Regions from separate parts of the Homo sapiens genome. Here all the other regions are linked to region 1. A link is a contact called in ENCODE Hi-C or POLR2A ChIA-PET data. All regions are on one chromosome and are shown on one strand. Each heading gives the region's core, a stretch centred on a gene start or an enhancer-like site at or near the end of the contact. The rest is flanking DNA. Distances are from core to core; before and after follow the strand shown. Region 1 holds the start of ERN1 (endoplasmic reticulum to nucleus signaling 1). Region 2 holds the start of SMURF2 (SMAD specific E3 ubiquitin protein ligase 2). Region 3 holds the start of LRRC37A3 (leucine rich repeat containing 37 member A3).

Region 1 (3,713 bases), core at 273-2,772:
TCTCTAAAAAGAAAAGATAAAAGGTCAAGAAATAAAGAGCTCCTCCCAGTTTCAGGGCTGTAGGCCTCCCTGGAAGCCCGGCTATACTGCTCAGGAGTGCTGGGCCTCTCAGTACATCTCTCTGCCAATCCCAAACCTCTGTTTGCATTTAGACATTCAGGTAACACTTTTCAAAATGTCTCTACTGTTTTCACAGTTGCCAAGATTCTTCCCACTCTTACAGAGATGTGTTGGAGTCTCCAGCATGCGGTAGGACTTAGTCCCTTCACTGTAATCCAGGCCTAGGGGGTTAGGAATGGGGAGCTCTATTTGCAGGATTTGGGCTTACTGTCATTTTGGTCTGTTTTAGTTGGATAAGATTGACCACAATGCACACAGACTGGACATTTGGCCAGTCCCCCACTACTACTTTGTTGTTTTGTCTAGGAGTGCTTATTCTTTTCCTTCAAACCTGAAAAATCTTAGGCTCTCATATAAGCAAGTCAGGAAAAATTAGAGAATTTCATAGCCGTTTTCTTTTTCTCCTAGGATAAGTTAGATACCTTTCCCTGGGCTCCAAATCTCAGTTTACTGTCTTTCCTTGCAAAAGACGTGTCCTCCCTACCCATGTCCCTCTCAGTGGAGGCCAGTGCCAGTGACCAAACAGCTGCCGAGCTCTTTAACTCTAATTAGTACTCCACACCCTCACATAGACCTTGCAGGAGGCCTCAACCCACCCACTCCCTCCAACGAGTTGTGACGCAGACCATCTCAAACTTCACATCCACACGTGTCACATCAACGCACGTGACACAAGTGGCCGAAATGGTTTCCTCCTTATAATTTTTGGTGAGTGACTTGGCCGTGGTTCATTCCAAGCGGAAGTGATGGCTGGTGGATATGACTTGAGGGGAATTCCTGAGGGCAAGGAAAAGGAAGAAAGGGGCCCCAGAGAAGACGAGGCACAGCTGGAGAACCCTAGGGCTGTGAACACTGCGACTGCCGCGCGGGGCAGCTGCGCCGTGTTTGCTGGAAGCCTCCGGTAGCTGCTGAAACCTTCGCTCCGGAGGTCGCCTCGGTAAACCTTGCGGATGATTCCACCACGGCGGAAAGACGAAAAGGAGGCTTCTAGGCACCCGGGACCGCCCGTGTCCCGCCCTTTTCCCCGATGAAGTCTGACGCGGCAGGTCCCTCGGCAGGGTTAATGGGACGGCCTGGTGGGGCATTGCCGGTCTTTCCCAGCCACAGACAAGCTTCGCGCCTCGATCCCCCAGCGCCCCCAGACGCTGGATGCCGAGGCCTGGTCCTTTACAGCCGCCGACGCCTCATGAGCGAAGCCAGCCAGATGCCAGCACCGCCTTCGGCCCCGCCCCGAGCCAGCCCCTCCCACATCCCCGCCCGGGGCACGCCCTCGGCCCGCCCCCATCTCCGCCCCGAACACGCCCCTAGATTGGCCCCGCCCCGTCCCCGCCCGCAACTCCGCCCCGACCGGAAGAAGCCGCGGCACCCAGCGCTTATAGGGCCGGGAATGGGGGTGCCGCCGCTGCCTAGTCAGTTCTGCGTCCGCTGAGGCTCGGTCACCGCCTCGCTGTCGTCGCGGCGCCCCCGCCCCGTCCTCTGTCCGTACCGCCCCCGGAGCCAGGGCCGAGTCCTCGCCATGCCGGCCCGGCGGCTGCTGCTGCTGCTGACGCTGCTGCTGCCCGGCCTCGGGGTGAGTGACCGGGGAGCGTGGGGTGGAGGACAGCTCGCGACGGCCGGGTCGGGGCCGGGGCAGCGTCGCGGCGCCGGGGCTGGAGTCCGAGCTGGGAGCGCGACGGCGGCGGCCAGATGCCCCGTGAGCCCAGCCGTGGGAGGCTCGGGCCGGGCGTAGGAGGCGGCACCGGGCCGGGAGAGCTTCCCTGACGGGAGTCGCGGCCCCACCGAGGCGTCGGCCGCCCGAAGAGCCTCCCAAGCCAGCGCGGCTGTCACGGGCAGCGGCTCCCCGGACCCCGCGGGCTCGGGCGCAACTTCGTGGCGTCCTGCACGGCACTTGGGGGTCCCAGAAGGCCCCGGCCTGAGGAGGCCGCCCACCTGCGGGACCCTCCTCCTCGCGGGCGGGCGCCGGCGCTGCCTGGCGGGGGCCGCGGAGGAGCCGAAAGGGCGTTGGGATCCAGGGGAAGGGTCTGTCCTGCGCTTCGAATCCTTGTTTGAACTTTTTAAAAATTCGAAAACTTTGGGGAACGAATGCAACAGGGAGTAAGGACTCTCACCCGAGAGCTGGCTTCTGCCACTTGCCCTGCCGGTTTCTTGGTACTGGGAGGCTGCAGGCTTCCTTCTGTGCACCGAGACTTCCTTGAGCAAGTGGAGCTGTGGGAATTGCACTCTTGGAAGATCCCGCATGGGTTCGAGGTGAGGCCGCTTCAGAACCTCAAATGAAAGACTGTCTCCTCGTGGGAGAGCACCTGGGGCCATCAGAAATGTCTTTTCATCTTTTTCTGGAGGAGACGAATGATAGGGCCTGGTTTACATTCATTTAACTCTTTATGACCTTCACTCAGCTGTGGATTTGGGGGCACTTTGTGGGAGACTTGGCTTTTTTTTTTCTTCTGGTTGGAAGAACCTAAATTAGCGAATGTTTTTCACAAAATGTATTGTTCAGGATGTGAGCGTGGCAAATTTGTCCGTGTTCTGTTTAATGACCTCTTTAAAGGTACTGTGTACTCTTTAATAGGGATATCATGTACCAGGTGTCCCAGTAGAGCACTGACATGTGTGTGCCTGAGTGCCAGCCACCGTGTGAACTCTTTGGAGGTTTTGCATTTTAGGTAAATAACTGTCTGTACTCTTGGAGTAACAAGAATTTGGAAACAGGAGAAGTAAATAAATAAGGTTGCCTTTTTCAAATTCAGGGTTTTTTTTTTTAAATAAAGGAAAATTTGTAGACTCTTTATAATAGAACTTGTGGAAGTTAAGTTTTTCTTTCAAATAAAAACCCCACTTTTACAACTAAGGTCAGGTTTTGAACTTGAGCACCTCACCTTGGATTGGTAACTACTGCCTGGCATCTGTTCACAAACGAAGGTATAAGCAGAATGACCAAATGTTTGACATGAATTCGATCATTTCATAACGTCAAGGGATAGGTGTATAATGGTTTCCTTTGCCACATCTTTCCTTTTGCTACTTTGTCACTGGATTCTAGTGTTTGGTTATTGAATAACTTAGGCTAAAGAGCCAAAAATAACGATTTAGCTGTAGTTGGAACTATAGTTTCAGTTCGTGTAAATATTTCCAATTTGTATTTAGAAATCCAAACTTCTCAGAGTTCATGATAAAATATTCCAGACCCTTATCAAAAGGTTATAGTTTAGCGTAACTATATTTAGGTGAAAGGTCAGGCCGGGCCCGGTGGCTCATGCCTGTAATCCCAGCACTTTGGGAGGCTGAGGTGGGTGGATCACTTGAGGTCAGGAGTTTGAGACCAGCCTGGCCAACATGGTGAAACCTTGTCTCTACTAAACATACAAAAAAAAAAAAAAAAAAAAATTAGCCGGGCGTGGTAGCGCAGGCCTGTAATCCCAGCTACTGGGGAGGCTGAGGCAGGAGAATCACCCGAACCTGGGAGGCAGAGGTTGCAGAGATGGAGTCACTGTGCTCCAGCCTGGGTGACAGAGCAAGACTCTGTCTCAAAAAAAAAAAAGAAAGGTCAGAATTTCACTCCTAGAATTTTCTCCCAAGGGTTTTTACCCCCAAAC
Region 2 (3,873 bases), core at 252-2,751, 530 kb before region 1:
GATTACTTTTAATTGTAGGGCTGTATCCAAACTGATGAAATGTTCTCGCAGGTAACTATCTGGAGAAGTGAGTTCACTGATGTATTAAAAGAAATGACTGGCATGGAATAAGGATTAAAATATATTAATCCAAAACATTTAAAATTGCATTAATGTTATAATAGCCTAAAGCAAAACTAACGAATCACATAAAAAATCCCCCACGCTATTGTCCTTAGTAGTTTACATTGTGCTAGATACTTTCGCATGTATATGCATACAACTTCTATTCTGTTTTTAAACTTTGCATTACATATACATTCTTCCATATTATATGATCTTCATAAAAATAGTTACATGGCTGCATAAAAAACCATGCGGTTCCTGGACTATTATGCTATTCCCTCATTCCCCTTTTGTTATTAATGGAATATAGCAAAGAACATCTTCTGTACGATTATTTGTCAAGAATAGGGCCGGTGCGGTGGCTCAGGTCTGTAATCCCAGCACTTTGGGAGGCCGAGGCGGGCTGATCGCTTGAGGTCAGGAGTTCGTGACCAGCCTGGGCAACATGGGAAAACCTAAACGTCTCTACTAAACATGTCTCTACTAAAAATACAAAAATTAGTGGGGCGTAGTGGTGCACACTGTGGTCTCAGCTACTCCAGAGGCTCAGGTGGGAGGATCACCTGAGCCCCGGAAGTTGAGACTGCAGTGAGCCGTGTTCGCACCACTGCACTCCAGCCTGGGCGACAGAGGGAGACCCTGTCTAAAAACAAAAAAATAAAAAATAAATTTCTAGCAGTACAGTTACAATGTCAAAGGATAAGGTACACATTTTTTAAAAACTTTTCTCTTTCTCCTCCTGAGATAACGAAATACAGTAGCGTATGAACAACTCTTCATACATTACTCTCCAAGGTTTATCTTGTTAATCCTTTAAGACGTATCATCTCCCCATCCTTGGCTGCACCTGAAAAGAGCGGGAGTCGGCAGGTAACCTGATCTCCTCCACCAGGTGAGTCCCGGATGGAGGTGTCAACTACAAGACCAGGAGCAGAGCATTCCTGGGGTTTTGCTGGAACCATCGGCGTGGGAATGCTTTCTCTTCCCTCGCCCGAAAGACGCCAAGTTCCCGGCAGGCAGCGGACTCGGTTCTAACCTTCCTCGCCCCAGCCTCTCGGAGCGCCCTGCACGCAGTGGGCGTCTAATAAAATGCAGTTGGCCCTGCTTGGACAAAAGTTCTCCCTTAAGTGGCCCGGACAGTAAACCCCTCCAGGTGCCACAGAGCTGCCGCGCCCGCCGCCGCTTTGCTCCCTGCCTGCTCCCTCCCAGCGTTCCGCGTGGGACCCTCGGCGGCAGCTCACACCCTCCCTGACTGCCGGTGCCCGCCAGGGCACCCTGCGCGCGCCCGCCGGCCCCGCCCCGGCCCCGCCCCGCCCCGCCGGCCCCGCCTCCCGTCTCCTCCCCGCCCCCCGGAGCCGACGAGTGGCGGCGGCGGCCCCAGGTCCCGGGTCCCTCAGACAAGAGGGCGGGTGGAGGAGGAAGCGGCCGAGCCCAGAGTTCTGCTCCGGCGCCCCCGAGCACCGCCCGCTTCAGCCGACCAGCCCCGTCGGCTACTGGGCCTCGCCGAGACGAGAGGAGGGAAAGGCCTCGGCGGCCGCGAGGAGGCGGCGGGGGCGCGGGCGGAGGCGGCGCGGGCGGCCGCGGCTGCCGCTTTGTTGTGCGGCCCGGGCCGAGGAAGGAGAAGTGGGAGGAGGGGGGAGCTCGGCGTCCCGCTCCCTCCGCGGCTCATGGCGACGACTCTCGGCACATCCGGGACCCTCCGGCCGTGGCGGCCGAGGCGCCGGCTGCTCGGGCCCCAGCCCCGGCCGCTGTGGTGACTCCGCCGCGCCTCGCCGTCGCCCCCGTGCCGCCCGCCGCCCCCGCCGCCCCCGCCGCCGGGGACATGTCTAACCCCGGAGGCCGGAGGAACGGGCCCGTCAAGCTGCGCCTGACAGGTGAGGGGGGGCGGCGGGCCGGGCTGGGCAGCCGCGGGGTGGGCGAGCTGGCGGGGGGTGCCTGTGGCCTTGGGAAGGGCCAGGGTCGCGATCAATGATGAGTTGGGGGTCGGAGGAATGGGAAGGCCTAGTTCAGGGAGAGTAATTGGAAAACCACTTGCTCTGGTTTGGACATTGTTTAAAAAGCCGAGGATGACTCGGGGCGGGGGGTGGTGTTTTGTGGAGGGGAGAATACACCGGTTCGCATCGCAGGCGGATTTCAGGTCGGAAAGTCTTGGTCAAGGAGCCAGACGCTGCCTCCCGGGGCTCGGGGAACAGCCCCTGGGCTACCGCCCAGGTGAGATCGTGAAGGGGATGAAGAGCTCCCGTGGCGAGGATTATTGAATCCGGTTGCTGACTGCGCGCAGTAAACACTCCTTAAAGATGGAGCGCTTAACGGGAGGGTGTGCGTGTGTGTTCCCGGGTTGTTACCTTGCACACACCCAGTTATGCCCGCATGAAAAACCTTTACTCCCCGCCGCCGGCCACCGCTGCCCGGGCCACACACCTTAAACTCATGTCTCTGAGGTGAGGAGACAGGTTGACTTTTCCGGTGTGCCTGTCTGATCCGACGGCTTGGGCTCATTGTACACTGTGTTTTGGAAGTGTCTGATTGTAGGGTGGCATGTTTGGGGTTGTTCCTTTTAGGCCGCAGAACTTGTGTCTAACTTCTAACGCCAGACCTGCTTTAAAAACACACTTTTTTGGGGGGGGTGCATTGCTAAGTATGTGCTCATACAAACTTTCGAGCAAACTTTCTGTTACTCTCCCCACCCTCCCCATTCCTTTTTCGAAATGGAAAAGAATGTCCGGAGGGGTTGCCAGATAGAAGACTACACTTACAAAGTGTTTATGATTCCAGGTGCATGAAATCTTTAACATTACAGGTACGTTTTGCTTACAGTGCCATTTTTGGTATTCTTACATGGACATGCCACCCCCGTTTTAGGAGAACTTTTATTTGGTTTGTAAAGGAATTGGAATCACGGCGTTATCCTACCTTCACCATTTACCCCTGATAAATTGTCCACGTTTGTATTCGGGTGAGTGGTGAGAAAGATAATTTTCCGTAGAGGATTTGTGTGTGCGTGCACGTGTACGGATAAACTGTAATTATGTTTGCCCACACTAGACTTTGAGATTTATTTGGACTAATTTTGTAGTTAAATGCCTGTGTGTCACATCCCAGTCCACTGGCTGAACTTGCTGGATGAAAACTTGCAGTGAATTTGGTATTTGAGAATTTAGCTTGAATGTATGTTGGCTGCAATTTAAATAATATATTACTTTCATGGCAGTTTTCCTTTCCCTAGGGAAAATTGCAGGGAATCATTAACTGAGTGATTCTTAATGGAAAACCTGGATTGGAGGATACTTGTATTCCACCCCCTCCCCCCTCATTCAGTGTCCTTACATTGGGAGGAGTCAGTGGAAACCTTTATAGGGGATCTTTGTTGCTTTAGAGTTTATCTGTTGCTGTTGCTGTCTGTAGTCAGTGATCGTGGAAAGAACATGTGATCCCAGGTGTGCAGAAAGCATCAGAAATAGGCTGTTTCCATTTACCCTCCTCTGGGCTATGTAGAGAAAATGAGGGAAAAAATTGGGTTTTTGATTTTCTGCAGATAAGGTTAGTTGAGGTTTTTAGTATGACTTAATAGATCTTAAAGTGTTTATCTGTGGTTTCCGTACTGCCTATGATACATTATAAGAATTTATAATTAAAGTTTATTAAGAGGAAAGATTATGCTTATATTTTAGGGGAAGGGGGAATATTGAACTACATTTATAGTGATTTTGTTTCAGGTTTTTCTGAGGAATTTTAAATACCCTGTGTCCTCTTAATAGTAAAAACAGT
Region 3 (3,994 bases), core at 904-3,403, 790 kb before region 1:
TAAAGTTGTTTAAAAATGATTGTCTTTGGGGTTTAGATTTAGAGATCACTTTTATTTGTTGGCTTTGAAGTGCAACTGACCTATTTATTTACATATAAAGGATATAAACTACAAATATTTTCCCACTCTGTACAGAATGTGGAATGGAAACAGTGCATGGCACACCTTAAGTGTTAAATAAACATTTCCTGAGTGAATTGAATGGATACATCACACTATATATACACTAGTCTGTAATTTGGATTTTTTGTTCAAGCACTTGTCATTGGCAATTTCCTCCAAATAATTAAAAAATGAAAAACACCAATCCCACATTATTTTCTTAAAATGGAAGTACATTTTTTGGATATTCCAAAATGTATTCCAGTGGTTCTCAGCCGGAAGTGGTTCTGACACCTCCTAGTGGGAATGTATGGGGAGCGGGCAAGGTTACCTTTTTGGTTGTAAAAATGATGAGGCTGGTACTAGCCTTTGGTATCCGGGCCCAGAGATGCTAAACTTCTTCCTACAGTGTGTAAACTGGCTTGTCCAAAAGGCCAAAGCGCTTCTGTTGAGAAACACTGATGACCAATCTCCTCTATGTGGTCCTGTGAGACTGTGAAACACGTATTTGATCTTCCTGGTTCCTGGCATACAATTCCTAAAACCCTCAGAATCTGCAAAATAAGTCTTTTTTTTATGCTAATGATTGACTGATTAGGCTTTCCTAGACAGCCTCAGGATTGGGGCTGGTGGTCAGGGCTTTCAGTGCCACTCTCAACCTCTGAGAAAGAGAGAGAGGCTGAAGGTTAAGCTGACCACCAACGGCCAACGGTGTAATCATTAATGACTCTGTAATGAAGCTTCCATAAAAACCCAAATTGAGGCCGGGCACAGTGGCTCACGCTTGTAATCCCAGCACTTTGGAAGACTGAGGTGGGTGGATTACTTGAGGTCAGGAGTTGGAGGCCAGCCTGACCAACATGGTGAAACACCGTCTGCACTAAAAGTACAAAAAATTATCCAGGCATGGTGGCACACGCCTGTAATCTCAGCAACTCGGGAGGCTGAGTCATGAGAATCGCTTGAACCTAGGAGGCAGGCTCAATGTTTATCTTGTAACTGACTATGTTACTGAATTATAATTTTTTTTTTGAGACCTAGTCTCATTCTGTCACCCAGGCTGGAGTGCAGTGGCGTTATCTTAGTTCATTGCAACCTCTGCCTCCCAGGTTCAAGCGATTCTCGGGCCTCAGCATCCCGAGTAGCTGGGATTACAGGCATGCACCACCACGTCCGGCTAATTTGTTTGCAATTGTAGAAAAGACAGGGTTTCACCATGTTGCCCAGACTGGTTTGAACTCCTGGCCTCAAGTGATCTGCCCGCCTCGGCCTCCAAAGTACTGGGATTAGAGGTGTGAGCCACTCAGTCCAGACAACATTTATTTCTTTATTCATTTCACCAGTTGGCATGGTTTCCAGACTTTTCTTGATTTATTTTATTTTATTTTTTGAGAAGGAGTCTCACTCTTGCAGCCCAGGCTGGAGTACAATGGCGCAATCTTGGCTCACTGCAACCTCCACCTCAGGGGTTCAAGCGATTCTTCTGCCTCAGCCTCCTCAGTAGCTAGGATTACAGGCACCCGCCACCATGCCCAGGTAATTTTTGTATTTTTAGTAGAATTTAGGAGTTTCCTAAATTCTGGGGGCTTGTCTCCCTGTTCCCCCACCCCGACTAATTTCCCTCGGTCGCTGGCGCTGCCCCGTCCCTTAGGTCGCTCGGGCCGCCCCACTCCGAGACTTTTTTTTTCTTTCGCTGGCTCTTTCAGCTTCAGTTTCCCTAGGGGGCGGGAGGGGAATATTTGGGGGCTCTCCTGCCTTCCTCTCCGAGCCGCGGAAGGGGAGACGCAGGGAGGAGGTCCGGCCGGCTTTGGGCTCCAGCCAGGGGTCCGCGGAGACTATGGTCTCCGAAGGCCTTAGCCGCGGGGCATTTCGCGAGCTGCGCGTCTCTCTCAACGGCGCCACCGCGCCCGGAGTCCAGCCGCGCCGCGCTGCGCCCAGCCCCGGCGCCCCAGGCTCTCCGCCCCCGACTCAATGCTCCCGCGCTCCCCCTAGCGGCCGCCGCGCCACCTCGCCCCGTCCCAGGCTCGTAGGCTGCTCAGCTCACGTGACCGCGCTCCGGTAACGGAAGAAACAAGATGGCGGCTGAAGGCGATCCGCAGTGAGGCCCCAGCCATTCGGATTGAGCCTTCTCCCTCCAACCGCTTCCGCAGGCCGGGCCCCTCCTGCCCTGCCCCTCTGGCCTCCCCACCCGGCCCCGGCCGCCCCCACTGCGCCCATTGCGCCCGCCCCTTCCCGGCCGCTTTCCCTTCTCCCTCCGCCTCGGTTCCAACATGAGGGGCCGGCGGGGCAGGCCGACCAAGCAGCCCGCGGCTCCCTCTGCGGAGCGCTGCGCCCCGGCCCCGCCGCCGCCGCCGCCGCCCACGTCCGGACCCATCCGGGGTTCCGCTCGCGGCACCGCGGCAGCAGCCGGGGCAGGTGGGCCGCCGCCCAGGCTGAGGTGGCGCCCAAGACGCGGCTGAGCTCGCCCAGGGGGGGCAGCAGTAGCCGGAGAAAGCCGCCGCCGCCGCCAGCCCCACCCCAGCACCAGCGCCCCGGCCGGGGGGAGGCGGGGGCAGCCACCTGGCCCGGACAGCTGCAGGTCCGGACGGCCGTCAACAAAGTGGTGTAGTCACTACAGGTGCTCGCTGCCACACCCAGCTAATTTTTTGTATTTTTTAGTAGAGATGGAGTTTCACCGTGTTGCCCAGGCTGGTGTCGAACTCCTGAGCTCAGGCGATCCGCCCGCCTCAGCTTCCCAAAGTGTTGGGATTATAGGCGTGAGCCACTGCACCTGGCACAGGTATATGTATGTATTTTTTACAAAATTGGATGAAGTATAATTTATTTGTTAAATATTTTCACTTATGCCATGATATCTTATTTAATCTTTAATTTGTCTATGAAAATACCTGCTCTGCTAGGGGGCTTCTAGTTGAAAACTCATTAATTTAAAAAATTAATTTTGAATTCAGCCACCTATTCTTTTTTCTAATTGTTTCTTGTAGCTTTTGCTTTGATTGGAATAACTTTATTCTAGGAATAAAGTTTTGTCATCTGCAAACATGAATCATGTACACATCTGATTTTCTTATATTTATGTCTCCTTTTTCTCTTCAAATTACATTGCCTTTACCATTGATGGGAACCTGGGTAATAAAGAAAAAAGAAAAAAATTGCATTCCCTACCACCTCCTCCAAAACAATGTCAAATGTTAGTTATAATGATAGGCATCTTAGTATGCTATCCCAATTTAATGGAACTGTTGCAGATATTTAATGGTTAACTGTTGGTTTGAGACCTTTAATGTGTTGAGTATATTCACCTATTTCAATTTTTTTTCTGTTTAAGTTTTTTTTTTTTAAATCAGATATGGCTATTATATTTTGTTAAATGACATCTTAGCATCTTTTAAGATGATCATATAGTTTTCCTCCTGCATGCTACATATTAATTACAGTAGTGTATATTCATAGAATTATATTAGTAGATCTTATATTGATTCACCCTTACATTCTTGCAGTGAACCTCTCTTGATCATATTATTTTTTCATGTACTGTTTGACTTTATTTATTTAGTTTTGAGACAGAGTTTCGCTCTTGTTGCCCAGGGTGGAGTGCAGTGGCGCGATCTCAGCTCACCACAACCTCCGCTTCCCAGGTTCAAGCGATTCTCCTGTCTCAGCCTCCTGAGTGGCTGGGATTACAGGCGCCCGCCACTACGCCTGGCGAATTTTTGGTATTTTCAGTAGAGACAGGGTTTCACCATGTTGGCCAGGCTGGTCTTGAACTCCTGACCTCAGGTAATCCGCCGGCCTCGGCCTCCCATAGTGCCGGGATTACAGGTGTGAGCCATCGCGCCCGGCCTGTTTGACTTTTAAATAGGTATTTTAATTTTTTAGTTTATACGTGTAC

Evidence for each region. A loop is a pair of places that touch in the nucleus more often than their neighbours do. ChIA-PET counts read pairs that join two places held with the same protein, here RNA polymerase II (POLR2A). Pooled maps may share reads with other maps.
Region 2: a map of CD4-positive, alpha-beta T cell shows a loop between it and region 1 (2.9-fold over the local background). The contact joins the promoter of SMURF2 here to the promoter of ERN1 in region 1. A Hi-C loop is called at or near these places in 3 of 168 maps with a recorded cell type or tissue (CD4-positive, alpha-beta T cell, CD8-positive, alpha-beta T cell and naive thymus-derived CD4-positive, alpha-beta T cell) and 10 of 50 pooled maps. POLR2A ChIA-PET finds 5 or more read pairs at or near these places in 1 of 52 experiments (activated CD4-positive, alpha-beta memory T cell).
Region 3: a pooled map shows a loop between it and region 1 (6-fold over the local background). The contact joins the promoter of LRRC37A3 here to the promoter of ERN1 in region 1. A Hi-C loop is called at or near these places in 5 of 50 pooled maps. POLR2A ChIA-PET finds 5 or more read pairs at or near these places in 2 of 52 experiments (H1 and activated T-cell).

Annotation. Positions count from the first base shown.
Region 1 is chr17:64,127,953-64,131,665 of GRCh38, reverse strand. It overlaps ERN1 (endoplasmic reticulum to nucleus signaling 1), which reads left to right and starts at 1,522. Exons shown (of 22, transcript NM_001433.5): 1 at 1,522-1,690. The coding sequence starts at 1,637. RefSeq lists enhancers at 622-671, 722-921 and silencers at 1,342-1,471, 1,562-2,011.
Region 2 is chr17:64,659,935-64,663,807 of GRCh38, reverse strand. It overlaps SMURF2 (SMAD specific E3 ubiquitin protein ligase 2), which reads left to right and starts at 1,501. Exons shown (of 19, transcript NM_022739.4): 1 at 1,501-1,979. The coding sequence starts at 1,928. RefSeq lists an enhancer at 649-1,207 and silencers at 1,358-1,757, 1,808-2,007.
Region 3 is chr17:64,917,637-64,921,630 of GRCh38, reverse strand. It overlaps LRRC37A3 (leucine rich repeat containing 37 member A3), which reads left to right and starts at 2,153. Exons shown (of 15, transcript NM_199340.5): 1 at 2,153-2,200; 2 at 2,761-2,881. RefSeq lists enhancers at 751-1,250, 1,251-1,752, 1,828-2,328 and silencers at 1,944-2,163, 2,264-2,353, 2,424-2,803.